Linked DNA regions of Homo sapiens: all the other regions are linked to region 3. The links are chromatin contacts, found by Hi-C or POLR2A ChIA-PET in ENCODE. All regions are on one chromosome and are shown on one strand. Each heading gives the region's core, a stretch centred on a gene start or an enhancer-like site at or near the end of the contact. The rest is flanking DNA. Distances are from core to core; before and after follow the strand shown. Region 1 has its middle 9.6 kb from the start of MSL1. Region 2 holds the start of ZPBP2 (zona pellucida binding protein 2). Region 3 holds the start of PSMB3 (proteasome 20S subunit beta 3).

The links. A loop is a pair of places that touch in the nucleus more often than their neighbours do. ChIA-PET counts read pairs that join two places held with the same protein, here RNA polymerase II (POLR2A). Pooled maps may share reads with other maps.
Region 1: a map of HepG2 shows a loop between it and region 3 (16-fold over the local background). The contact joins the enhancer-like site here to the promoter of PSMB3 in region 3. A Hi-C loop is called at or near these places in 1 of 168 maps with a recorded cell type or tissue (HepG2) and 2 of 50 pooled maps. POLR2A ChIA-PET finds 5 or more read pairs at or near these places in 2 of 52 experiments (RWPE1 and activated CD4-positive, alpha-beta T cell).
Region 2: a map with no recorded cell type shows a loop between it and region 3 (7-fold over the local background). The contact joins the promoter of ZPBP2 here to the promoter of PSMB3 in region 3. A Hi-C loop is called at or near these places in 1 of 37 single-sample maps with no recorded cell type and 2 of 50 pooled maps. POLR2A ChIA-PET finds 5 or more read pairs at or near these places in 1 of 52 experiments (OCI-LY7).

What each region holds. Positions count from the first base shown.
Region 1 is chr17:40,110,500-40,114,148 of GRCh38, forward strand. No RefSeq gene overlaps it. Among named protein-coding and RNA genes, the nearest start is that of MSL1, 9.6 kb to the right of the region's middle. RefSeq lists enhancers at 1-576, 3,033-3,252, 3,273-3,332, 3,363-3,649. Within about 2 kb of position 1,317, at least 33 of the 41 ENCODE cell types and tissues checked have a DNase peak (open chromatin) inside an H3K27ac peak, as active enhancers do.
Region 2 is chr17:39,865,877-39,869,451 of GRCh38, forward strand. ZPBP2 (zona pellucida binding protein 2) reads left to right here and starts at 2,326. Exons shown (of 8, transcript NM_199321.3): 1 at 2,326-2,530; 2 at 2,673-2,738. The coding sequence starts at 2,479. RefSeq lists enhancers at 1,146-1,365, 1,606-1,685 and a silencer at 1,380-1,595.
Region 3 is chr17:38,750,617-38,754,280 of GRCh38, forward strand. It overlaps PSMB3 (proteasome 20S subunit beta 3), which reads left to right and starts at 2,125. Exons shown (of 6, transcript NM_002795.4): 1 at 2,125-2,213; 2 at 2,534-2,718. The coding sequence starts at 2,211. TRN-GTT2-5 (tRNA-Asn (anticodon GTT) 2-5) reads right to left here and starts at 1,238; the gene lies at 1,165-1,238. It overlaps LOC100287808 (a long non-coding RNA gene), which reads left to right. Exons shown (of 1, transcript NR_149004.1): 1 at 1-1,136.

The DNA of each region.
Region 1 (3,649 bases), core at 67-2,566, 1.4 Mb after region 3:
ACAGAGCCCTTTCTTTTGCTTCTCTGCAAGGCTTTCTCTCTGTGCCTGAAAGGCTCTGGGCTCAAGGAGCAGACAGCCCTGCAGGCTCAACTGCAGTGACCTACATTGGCTCTCCCCTAGGCCCTGGGTGCGGGGGCTGAGATTTCAAGATAGGAACCTGGGAATCTGGCACAGGTCTACAGATGATGACATCAGGCAGACAGGCTGCAAAAGTGGCATTGAGGGACTGGACCCTGAGGCAGGGGATGCCATAGGACTATGTTCTCACTTTGTCATTTGAGGGCTTTTTATGGACAAGAGATCAGAAGAGATCAAATGCAAAAACACCTGAGCAGTGACCCCTTGGAGAGGAGCCAGTGGTCCCTGACAGGCCCAGTCTCTATTAATGAGATTTGGGAGTGGTTTCTGCCTGCTCCCTGTTCTTGCTGAACCTACACTGGTCTGCTGCAGGGGACTGGAAAGATGATGTGGAAGAATGAGTTCGGATTTCAGCTGATTTATTTCAGGGAAACGAAGGCTGGGTAAAAGTCAGATATGCAGAAATCCACGTACTCCCAGGCTTAACTATAATATAGAGACCCTGTATTTCTTTAGACTCAATGGTTCTGAGAAGGATCCAGAAGGAGCCCTCAAGATTAATTACCATTTACAAAGTCCTTACCTCAGGACCCTGGCAACTGAATCCCTCCTTCCAGCTACCAGCCTTCTGGAACAGAGAAGGCAGCTTCTGAAATAGGTGCTTTCCCTCTCTCCCACTATAAGCCACAGTGTTTAGGATGACCACTGCTTCCAGATTGTGTGATTTGCCCTGGCAAGGAAATCCTATTGTGGGGGGAGGAAATGAGGCAGTCGTGACACAAAGTGATGGATGAGCCTTTTGCTTAGCAGAGAGAGAGAGAAAGCCGGCAGGCTGTGCAGAACTGAGTGGCTCTTGGGTCCAAAGGGCTTCCCCTTGGCCAAGTCCCACCCCAAAGCCCAGGAAGTCCACAGCTTGGCGCCCAGTCAAGGCAAAAACATTCCTCAGGACTCTGACAGGCTGGGGGATGGTTCCCACCACGAGGATGGGGGAGGGGAAGGAAACACGCGGGGGAGGAAATGACCACAAAGAAGGGGGTGAGGGTAAGAGGTGGGGAGTGAGTTCTCAGTGCCCTGAGTCCCTTTTAGAGAGAAAGGTTGAGGCTGGACTCATTGGCTTGTGAAGGACTTGCAGCTTCAGAGCACATGACTTCTGGGTCACCCTTCTGCTCAGGGTCATCCCTGATGACCCAAGGTGTCCTCTGGAGGCTTGTTAACTCAATCTCCCTCCTTACGCAGGGGCTGTGGTTGAGCTTGGGAGCCCCTGAGTGGCTAAAAGCTGGAATTGCAGTTGTGCTGGGGGAGGAGCCCATCGGGTCTCCCTCTGCCTCTCCACCTCCGCCCCTCCCTTTCCCTCTCCCTAAGCCCAGGACTCTGGAAATAGCACCTGGTAATGGGAGCGCTGACAGATGCTGAGTTATAGGAGAGCAAATGTCCTGGCTAGAGTCCTCAACATTCTAGTTTGATCGCTTTTGGGCTGTTTCCCTTGAAAACACGTGCCCCAGCAAGGATTGAAAAACTACCTATTGGTACTATGCTCACTACCTGGGTGACAGGTTCAGTCATACCCCAAACTTCACCATTACACAATATACCCTTGTAACAAACCTGCATATGTACCCCCTGAATCTAAAATAAAAGTTGAAATACACACACGGAAAAATAGGTGCCCCAGGACTACTTCCATTGTCTTCCATAAATTACTGTTTAACATGCCCCTGGGTAGTGTGCTTCCTGGCTACTGAGATCCCCCTCCTAGGGCTCCCCGGCTTGTAGCTTCTGGACCATTCACTGTCCATGACCCCTATGACCTTGGAGGGAGAAATGGCCCCACAATAATTCTGATTTTAAATTTACCCCTCCCTACCTGCACTACTTAGTCCTAGTTTTCCTCCTCTGAGCCTTGCCCACAACTCCTTCCCCAAGTCAGCCTCCAACCTTGAATGTTCCCTCACCCCCAGTTCCCTACCCAATCCCCCAATCCCACATCTCCTGTAGGGGATAGGAGTGAGGTGAAAAATGGACAAAGCTTAGAAATTTTTCCAAGGAAACTAGTTCCCTCTGCATGGCTTCCTTTGACCTATTTTCTAACTTTCCCTGGTTAGCCCCCTTGTTCCATGTACCAAGGCTTCCCACTGGACTAATTTTTGCTGCCCCGCCCTACTCCTCCTTCCTCCAACATGATCTCCTGGGGCTCTTCCCATCCAGGGAAAATGTTCCCCAGTGCTGAGAGAGGGAGAGATTCCATTTTGGAAACTATGTCAGCTTGAGGAGTCCGAGCTCTTAAAGAGACAACTAGAGTGTTGCTGGGGAAGCGGGTAGTGGTAGTGAGCAAAAAGCAGCTCACCCACCCAGAGGAGGCCCTGTTCCCATCACCCAGCCCATAATTAGGGCATTCTTGGCTCTTGTCTGGAATGGGAGGATCTGAGTGCTCTGCCAACATCATGAAGAACTCAACGGGAAATGGAGTTGGAGTAGAGGTAACCAACTTTGCAGCTGGAAATTAAAATTTTATTCAACTCCACCCCCAAGTAATTTTATTTGATGACATCCTTCTCTTGCATTTGTCTCATCGTTTGATTGTGTAATCCTTAGCCAGGGAGCTATGTAGATATGAAATCATTTTAAACAGAGGCAGCTGCATTCCCCTATTGTACCTGAGCCCTCATCAGCTTTCCTCCTCTCAAGCTGCTGCCCCACATTCACCCTGAAGGGGGCACTTTTGTTCAGTCGTTAGCTGGTGCCAGCTGAAAGCGAGCTCCAGGAAGGAAACATAACAATTGGTCACATGTTGGGGTGAGGGTTCTCGCAGGGGCTGCTGGGACAGGGAAGGGAGGTCCACGTGGAGTGGGCGGAACGCGCTGAAAGTTTTGGCGGGGCTAGCAGAGGGAGAAAAATACCCAAATTTGAGTTGTGATTTTTAATAGGGGGAAAAAAAAAAGGCAAGGAGGGTGTGTCCTACCCTCTGAGAGGCCCCCGCAGAGGGGAGCAGGAGAGCAGCACACTAGCATCCTGCTCGCGGAAGCCTGGAACGCAGGACATGGTTTCTGCCAGAAAGAGCTGAGCCAGGCCAGGCTGCGGAGCTGGAAGCCTCTGTGGCTCCACGCTGGCTTCCCATCCCCCATCCTCCCGGAGAAGGCAAAGGTGGCCTCTCCAACTGTGGTGTCCTTTCAGTGTCACAGGACTGGGGTAATACCAGTCACACAACTCCAGTCTCTATTTACCTTTCCGAGAGCTTCAGGAAACCACCCAGATGAATCCTCTTTCCCTGGGGAGTGGCCAAAACAAGTCTCCTCTTTTTTCTACCTACTTCTGCCCCACTGTTAGCTGGAAAACGTAGCTTTATACAGTCATAAAGCTGCAAGGGACCTTAAAGATGATTTATTTCCATTTTATTTTTTGGTCTGGGAAAACCAAGCCCAGTCAAGTGAAAAGTCTTGCTGCATCCTCTTTCCACGACATAGGCATTCCCTTCAAAGAATGTAGGTCATAGAAATGGAATTCTGCCATTCTATAAGCCTTAGAGGGGTGGTGAAAGTATTGGCTTTTAACTCTTTCCATACTCTTAGCCAGA
Region 2 (3,575 bases), core at 1,076-3,575, 1.1 Mb after region 3:
GAGGCAGGAGAATCGCTTGAACCCAGCAGGCAGAGGTTGCAGTGAGCCGAGATCTTGCCACTGAACTCCAGCCTGGGCAACAGAGTGAGACTTCGTCTCAAAAAAAAAAAAAAAAAGTTGTAAGGAAACTTTATGATTTTCCATTACAATGTTCTTCTGTATATTTGACAGTGGAACGTGTTAGTACTCTGTAAATAGTTCAATACTGAGTATTTCGGACTCCCGAGAGTGATACCTAAGGGGATTAAAAGTGAATTGGTAAAATAACTTATGTAGCTACTCCACCTTCAAGGAGATGCAGCATAAATCCCCACTCTTTAAGTGTGGGTGCACAAAGTGACTTCCTTCCGAAGAGTATAGTATGAAAGCAGGGGAATAAGTTGACAGTGGAGAAACCTGACAAACAGTACCTCAGCCAGCAGACCAAGGTTAACATCAAGTGATAAGGCATGTTGATAGTATGTCCCCTTGATATGATGTGATGAGAATGTCATTTTATCTCTGTAATCTTCCTCCTAAGAATCCATAATTCTAGTCTAATATGGAGAAAGACACCAAATTCCAGTAGAGAGGCATTCTACAAAATACCTCACCAATTAAAGCCAGGTCAAGACCTTCAAACACAAGAAAAGTCTGACACAGCCAAGGGGAATCTAAGGAGATACGATGACTATAGGTAATGTGGGATCCCGCATGAGATCCTGGAGCAAAAAAACAAACGAGGTAGGGAGGACATTGAGTAAAAAACTAAGGAAATCTGAATAAAGTTTGGACTTCAGTTAATAGTAATATATCAATATCCGTTCATTAATTGTAAGAAATGTACCATACCAATGTAAGATGTCAATAATAGGGAAAATCGGGAGGGAGTATGTAAAAACTCTCTGTACTGTTTTTGCAAATTTTCTGCAAATCTAAAACTCTTCTAAAATAAAAAGTTTATATAAAAAGAGTGGATGGGTACTTTTGACAACTATTACTCATTTGGTTAAGTCTCCTCTCATAGGATTTAGTTTATCACACAGGATTTACAACTATCAATTACTTACAGTAACCAAAAAGTCAATAAAACACACTGTGGATATATAATGTACTTTGACTAAAACTGGAATGAAGAACTTGTAGGGAATCAAAGATAATGCCTAAATCTGTCTTCATTATCATCACCTTAAGAAGAGAACAGTTGAGACCAGACCATGTATCCAGACATGGTAACTGAAAATGGGTGGATCTGACTCACTGAGTCACATTTCATGGCTTATGCTATATAGGTAAAATTAACAGTGACTAAAAATGAAATTACTGACAAAGTTTGCTCCTGGACCATATGAGAGAGTCCAAGTACTGACTCGGCTCAAAGGAAATAAAACCGAAAACTCTTGATCTCACCCAAAATAACCATTCTGCACCCTGTCTGAACCTTGGGCTCTCTCTACTAACCAGCCTACTCAAAACCACTACTGAGAGTGGTGTCCCGCTGCTAAGAAACAGACAACACACAGGGCCTTTCGGGCCACCAAACTAGTAGCCAAGAAGGAACCATCAAAGACGCGGGCATGATCCCCTTTGGAGCTCCCCGATCTTGACTAGTCATCCATCCCTACAGAAAAGGCCAATCGGGCTCCATCCCTACAGAAAAGGCCAATGGGCCTTACAATTGGGCCCATTTTTAAAGCAAGGTCACTTCATCAACCTAGATACGTTTGCACTGGGGGAGGTCTCTCACATCGCCTCATACTTGAAGTGAAAATGAAGATTCAACGTTCCTCTAGAGTGGGAAGGCCCGGAAGCGCCTTCTTGGCTCAGTAGTGGCTCTTCTGGGTCTTGGTCTTGCTGGTAAAGAATGCAATTAGGTAAAAATCGCGTGTCAGTTTGAAAGAGATTCGACACCCAGTTTCAGCGTTCATGAGAAGAGAGGCGTAGGAAATCCCCACGCGGGCCTTTCTGCTTCACGTGAGGAGGAAATTGTCACAAGTCTCTGCCTTCCTCAGGTCCCCTTCCTAGGGGATTCCTCATCGCATCCCCTAGCCGCCCTACCCCACCACGGTCCTTGGGACCTCGCGGTGTTCTCTCCTTGATCCCTTCGGCCCCTAGACTGGGGAATCCCCGGAACGCGACACCGTGGCTTCTTTTCCTTTATTCTCTTCCTGCCTTCCGCTCCGCTCAGAGAGCAAGGGGCCAGGAGCGCGGGAAAATGGCGCCGGACGCGAGGCGCGAAAAGTTCGCATGCCTGCTGCCGCGTGGGCGCCAGAGGATCTGGCGATCGCCTGCAGCGCCGTCGCCCCGCCCCCGCGCGCGAGAATCGAAGCACGCACGCGTTCTCCTGCGCGTCCGCTCCCGCCGTTGCGACGGACGGGTAGGGGAGGCGACCCCGGCGTTCTGCTCCGCACTGTGGAGGAGGTGGGGAGGTGTTGGGCCAGGGCTGAGGTAGGAGGGAGTCTGTCCCTCGACGCCTCCTGCGACGCCAGCCCCTGAGCGATGATGCGAACGTGCGTCCTACTCTCCGCGGTGCTCTGGTGCCTCACAGGAGGTGGGGCTCCCTCCACCCGGTCCCCAGGCCTCTCCCTCTGCCCGAGCTTCCCGGTCCTGCCTCCTTCGCCTCGCCCTGCCCTGCCCGACTCTGAACCCTGCTCCTCTTCTAACTAAAAGTCAGTGTTTTATTTCCTCCGCAGTCCAATGCCCGCGTTTTACCTTATTCAATAAGAAGGGCTTCATTTATGGCAAGACAGGACAGCCAGGTAATAAGGGCCTCTGCACACGCGGGCCCATTGGAGGGGCCGGAACTGCGAAGCTCTTCCCGGAAGAGCTTCCTGGAGAGAAGGGGAACGAGCCAGCGTTTATTGAGCATCTATTATACTAAGCATCTGCTTGGCAGTTCACGACGGTCGCATTTTTTCATCCTTACAGCGATCCCTATTGTGTCGCCTTGCTTTAAAGCCTTACAGCTCACAAAGGGCTGGGATTTATTCCAGATCTCTCTCTCAGATGCCATCTCACTTCCAGGTGTCTCTGCTGCTTTGCAACGCGGGAAACCCACGCAAAGGAGTGATTTCCAAGGCCTTCTGTTTGGAATATCTTTAATCCTCCCCTTATTAACTGGAAAAACTCCCACGCATCCTTCAGGGCTCAGCTCAAATGTCCTTTATCTCTGCAGTGAAACTTTCCCAAGGAAAATTAGTTACACAGCTAATTTTAGATAAATTGAGCCAGTTGATAGAATTTGTCATGTTTAGACTCCTTCTGTGTTTGAGTTCTCTCCCCGACCCCCAACCAAATTGTAGGACGTTGTCTTTATGAGCCTGGCATTCAGTAGGCTTTAAAATTAATATCTTTCTGGGTTGCAGTGATTCCAAGCATACCATCGTTCTGTCCACCAAACCAGAAACAAGAAGTAATCACACATCTTCCTAATATGCCCAGATAGGCTTAATTATTGTTCCCAATGGAGAAAATTTACAGTTAAACATCAGGTTTCCCTTAGGGTGATCATGATCATCTATCTTTCTTTCTTTCTTTCCTTCCTTCCTTCTTTTTTTTTTTTTTTTTTTTTGACAGTCTCACTCTGTCACCCAGGC
Region 3 (3,664 bases), core at 875-3,374:
CAAACCCTGAAGGACACACAGCCTGTCCCTTTAGCGCCCATCGCTTCTGGTGTGAGCTCCCGCTAAGGGTGGGTGAGTACTGGGGTGGGCTTCCAGAAGAGGCCTCCTTTGAGCCGAATCTGCAGAGACCAAGTGTCTATGAGAACTGCTCAAGAGTGCTTTGCACATTCTCCTCCACAAAGGTCGAGGCTCCCACTGCGCCCAGGAATGCGCCTCGTCAGACATTAGGCGCCCCTTGATTTTGTGTTTGCATCTCACGCGGTCCTCTAGCTGACAAGTGCATCAGAAGAGTCACAGTGGCTGTCACAAGCCAGAGACTCGCAGAGGACAGGAACGCGGGAAATCTAGGCAATTACCTCCAGCATATACCAAGAGCTATTGCGAGGATCAGATCCCTTTAAAAATGGTGACGAGACAGGAGAGGGCGGCTCCTCTAGAGCTTTCCGGAACGTCTTTACCTCTGTGTCCTTTATACCTTTTATCTCCCCCAAACAAGGTCCTTAGTCAGTTTCTCCTTCTATTTCCCCATCTTCCTCCCCCACCTCCCTGTGTAGTTCTAGGGGGAAAAAATGTGTTGTTTTCCTTTTTTTCTGATGCTTCTAATATTAAATGCGTCTATTTTCCCACTCTCCATTGTCTTGAGGTCTTCCCCTACCCACCCTGCCTAGTTCTGTCACGTCCCTTCTTTCCCTGTATCACAACAATGTTCTCCCTTTCTCACCTTTGTTTCTCTTCATACTTGTTTCTCTCTCTGTGTCTCTCTCATTCTCTTCCCTTCCAAATGTAGTATTTGGAGACTGTAATATCGATTGAGGCAGACAATAGAAAACTGTCGAACCTCCACTGTAAATTCATTCTTAATCCTATGAAAAAATGCATCCTGAAACGTGTTGCATGCACAGTGAGACAAAAACCTGTGTCTTTAGGTTTCCTGCGATCTAGCTTGGAGGCGGGTTGGGGGGGTGTGGAGGGAAGTGCTGGAGAAATTATCCCATTATTGACTGAGCAGCAAAGAATTTTCAAGAACAGTGATTCTCCTAGAAAAAGTATTGCTGCTGCCATTTCAATGCAAAATTTGGCTTTTGAGTAAAAGGCTTAGGTTTTTATCTTCCGGGGAGAAAAAAAAAACCCAAAAGACAAAAAAAAAAAAAAAAAAGGTCATAGCGTCCCTGGGTGGGCTCGAACCACCAACCTTTCGGTTAACAGCCGAACGCGCTAACCGATTGCGCCACAGAGACCGAGTCGACTACCGGCGTAGTAGTGAGCCGAGTCAATGGGAGCGAGCCTGGACGGCGCAGACGCCGTAAGAGATGCCGCCATCGGGCGAAATAAGTGGAACCCGGGGGAGAAAGGGAAGGATCCTGATGGGGGAGGGAGGCGAAAGAGCTTGGGAGGAGAGGACGCGGGACGTGCACGCCCTTCCTCCATTGGAACGGCGAGAGGTCGACTCTGGCTATCCTCAGGTTCTACCTCAAACGTGGAGAGGCGCGGAACGTCCCTTTTTAGGGTGACCTGAGATTGAGGATACGTGAAGTCGGGCCGCAGGAAGTCCCCCAAATCAGAACAAGCTTCGGCTTCCAAACTCCCTTTCACAGCTGAACCCCTGCAGCCGCAAAATACCCGCGACGCCTACACGCGACGCCTTCCCCTTCCCACCTGCATCATTAAATTTCCATTTAATGGGCGCCTCCTATATACTAGGCACTGTTGTGGGCCAGTGAATATTCCGAGCCTAGGCAAGTGCCTGGTACACAGTAAACGCAGGATTTCTGGAGTGAATAAATAAGCTAGCACGACTAATACGACGAACTCATACATCACGTTGATAAGCGTCACGGTGCCCCTTCAGCTGGGGCCGCAGCTTCCTAAACCCAGTTTCACCAGCCCACGTGCGCGCAGGCTCCGCCCCCAGTCCCTGAGGTCCCGAGTCCAGGTCCGCCGAGATCCCACTATGCACCGTGTCGCAAGTCTCTTCCGCAGCCACAGTGACTTTTCACTTCCGCTTTTCCCGCCTCCGTTTTGACTTTGCAACCAAACTACCTGTACTGGTGACCGACAGGGACGTGTGACCAATAGAAAGCCCAGATGTCCAGGAAGAGTCCGCCTATCAGCCAATGAAGAGACAGCAGTGAGAGCGGTTGCGCAGTGAAGGCTAGACCCGGTTTACTGGAATTGCTCTGGCGATCGAGGGATCCTAGTACACCGCAATCATGGTGAGATGGGGAGTTAAAGCAAAGGGGCATGGGGAAGGATTGAGAAGCGGAGGGGGTCAGGAGAGGCTTGGGGACGAAAAGGGCCTAGGGTCGATGGAAGGAAGCGGTTTCAGTTCGAGGGGAGCGGGCCCCGGTGAGGACCAAGAGGGTGAGTGCGGCTCATTGCCGCCACACAGTGCTCATCCCAGCTGGAGAACCAGGGGTTCAGACGCCTCCGGAATGGAGAACGGGCGTACAGGAGCCTCCGCATCAGGAGCTGGGCCGGGGGCTGTGGCAGCGTTTGACCCCCCGCGCTGACCCCTCCGCTCTGTCTGTCCTAGTCTATTATGTCCTATAACGGAGGGGCCGTCATGGCCATGAAGGGGAAGAACTGTGTGGCCATCGCTGCAGACAGGCGCTTCGGGATCCAGGCCCAGATGGTGACCACGGACTTCCAGAAGATCTTTCCCATGGGTGACCGGCTGTACATCGGTCTGGCCGGGCTCGCCACTGACGTCCAGACAGTGTAAGTTTCAAGGGTCCCCGCCCACACCCAGGCCTCTTCTTGGACCATCCAACCCCGGCGTCTTGACCGGCCAAGGTGTCAGTCATCTACCACACACCACCAGTGAGTTTGAGACTTTGCCGCCTCCAAAAAACATGTCCTTCCCTTTCTTTTTTTTTTTTTTAGACAGGGACTTGCTCTGTCACCCAGGCTGGAGCTCAGTGGCATGATCTCAGCTCACTGCAACCTCCACCTCCCAGGCTCAAGCGATTCTCGTGCCTCAGCCTCCTAAGTAGCTGGGACTACAGGCGCGCACCACCATGCCTGGCTAATTTTTGTATTTTTAGTAGAGACAGGGTTTCACCATGTTGGCCAGGCTAGTTTCGAACTCCTGACCTCAAGTGATCCACCTGCCTCAGCCTCCCAAAGTGCTGGGATTACAGGCATGAGCCACCACACCTGGCCTGACTTTGATTTTGACAACAATTTTGAGCAGACAAGACAAGCCCAATAGAAACATCTTGCAAGCAGTTGGGGTTTTGTTATTACATCTCAGGGTTGGGGAAGCATTGGCAATGTGCCAAATCTATGGGAGCAGATTCTGGAGAGACAAAGTCTGTAGGGAGGGAAATAATGAGCGGCAGTTTGAGAGCTGAACGTTACATTTAGCAGTGAGGGGCGAAGAGAAGCCAGAGAAGAATAAGAGAGGAAAAGAACGGTGATAGGTTTTCAGGAGGGAATACGTGGTCACAGGGGGCAGGTCCTGCAGGGTACTGGTGCCTGAGGAGCAGCAGGTCCTGGATTTGTTTCCTAGAAGGTGGAGAGACTAGCTCACAAGCGTGGGTGGATGCCTGTCAGAAAATGTTCTCATTTCGGCTGGGCGCGGTGGCTCACACCTGTAATCCCAACACTTTGGGAGGCTGAGGTGGGCGGATATCTTGAGATCAGGAGTTCCAGACCAGCCTGG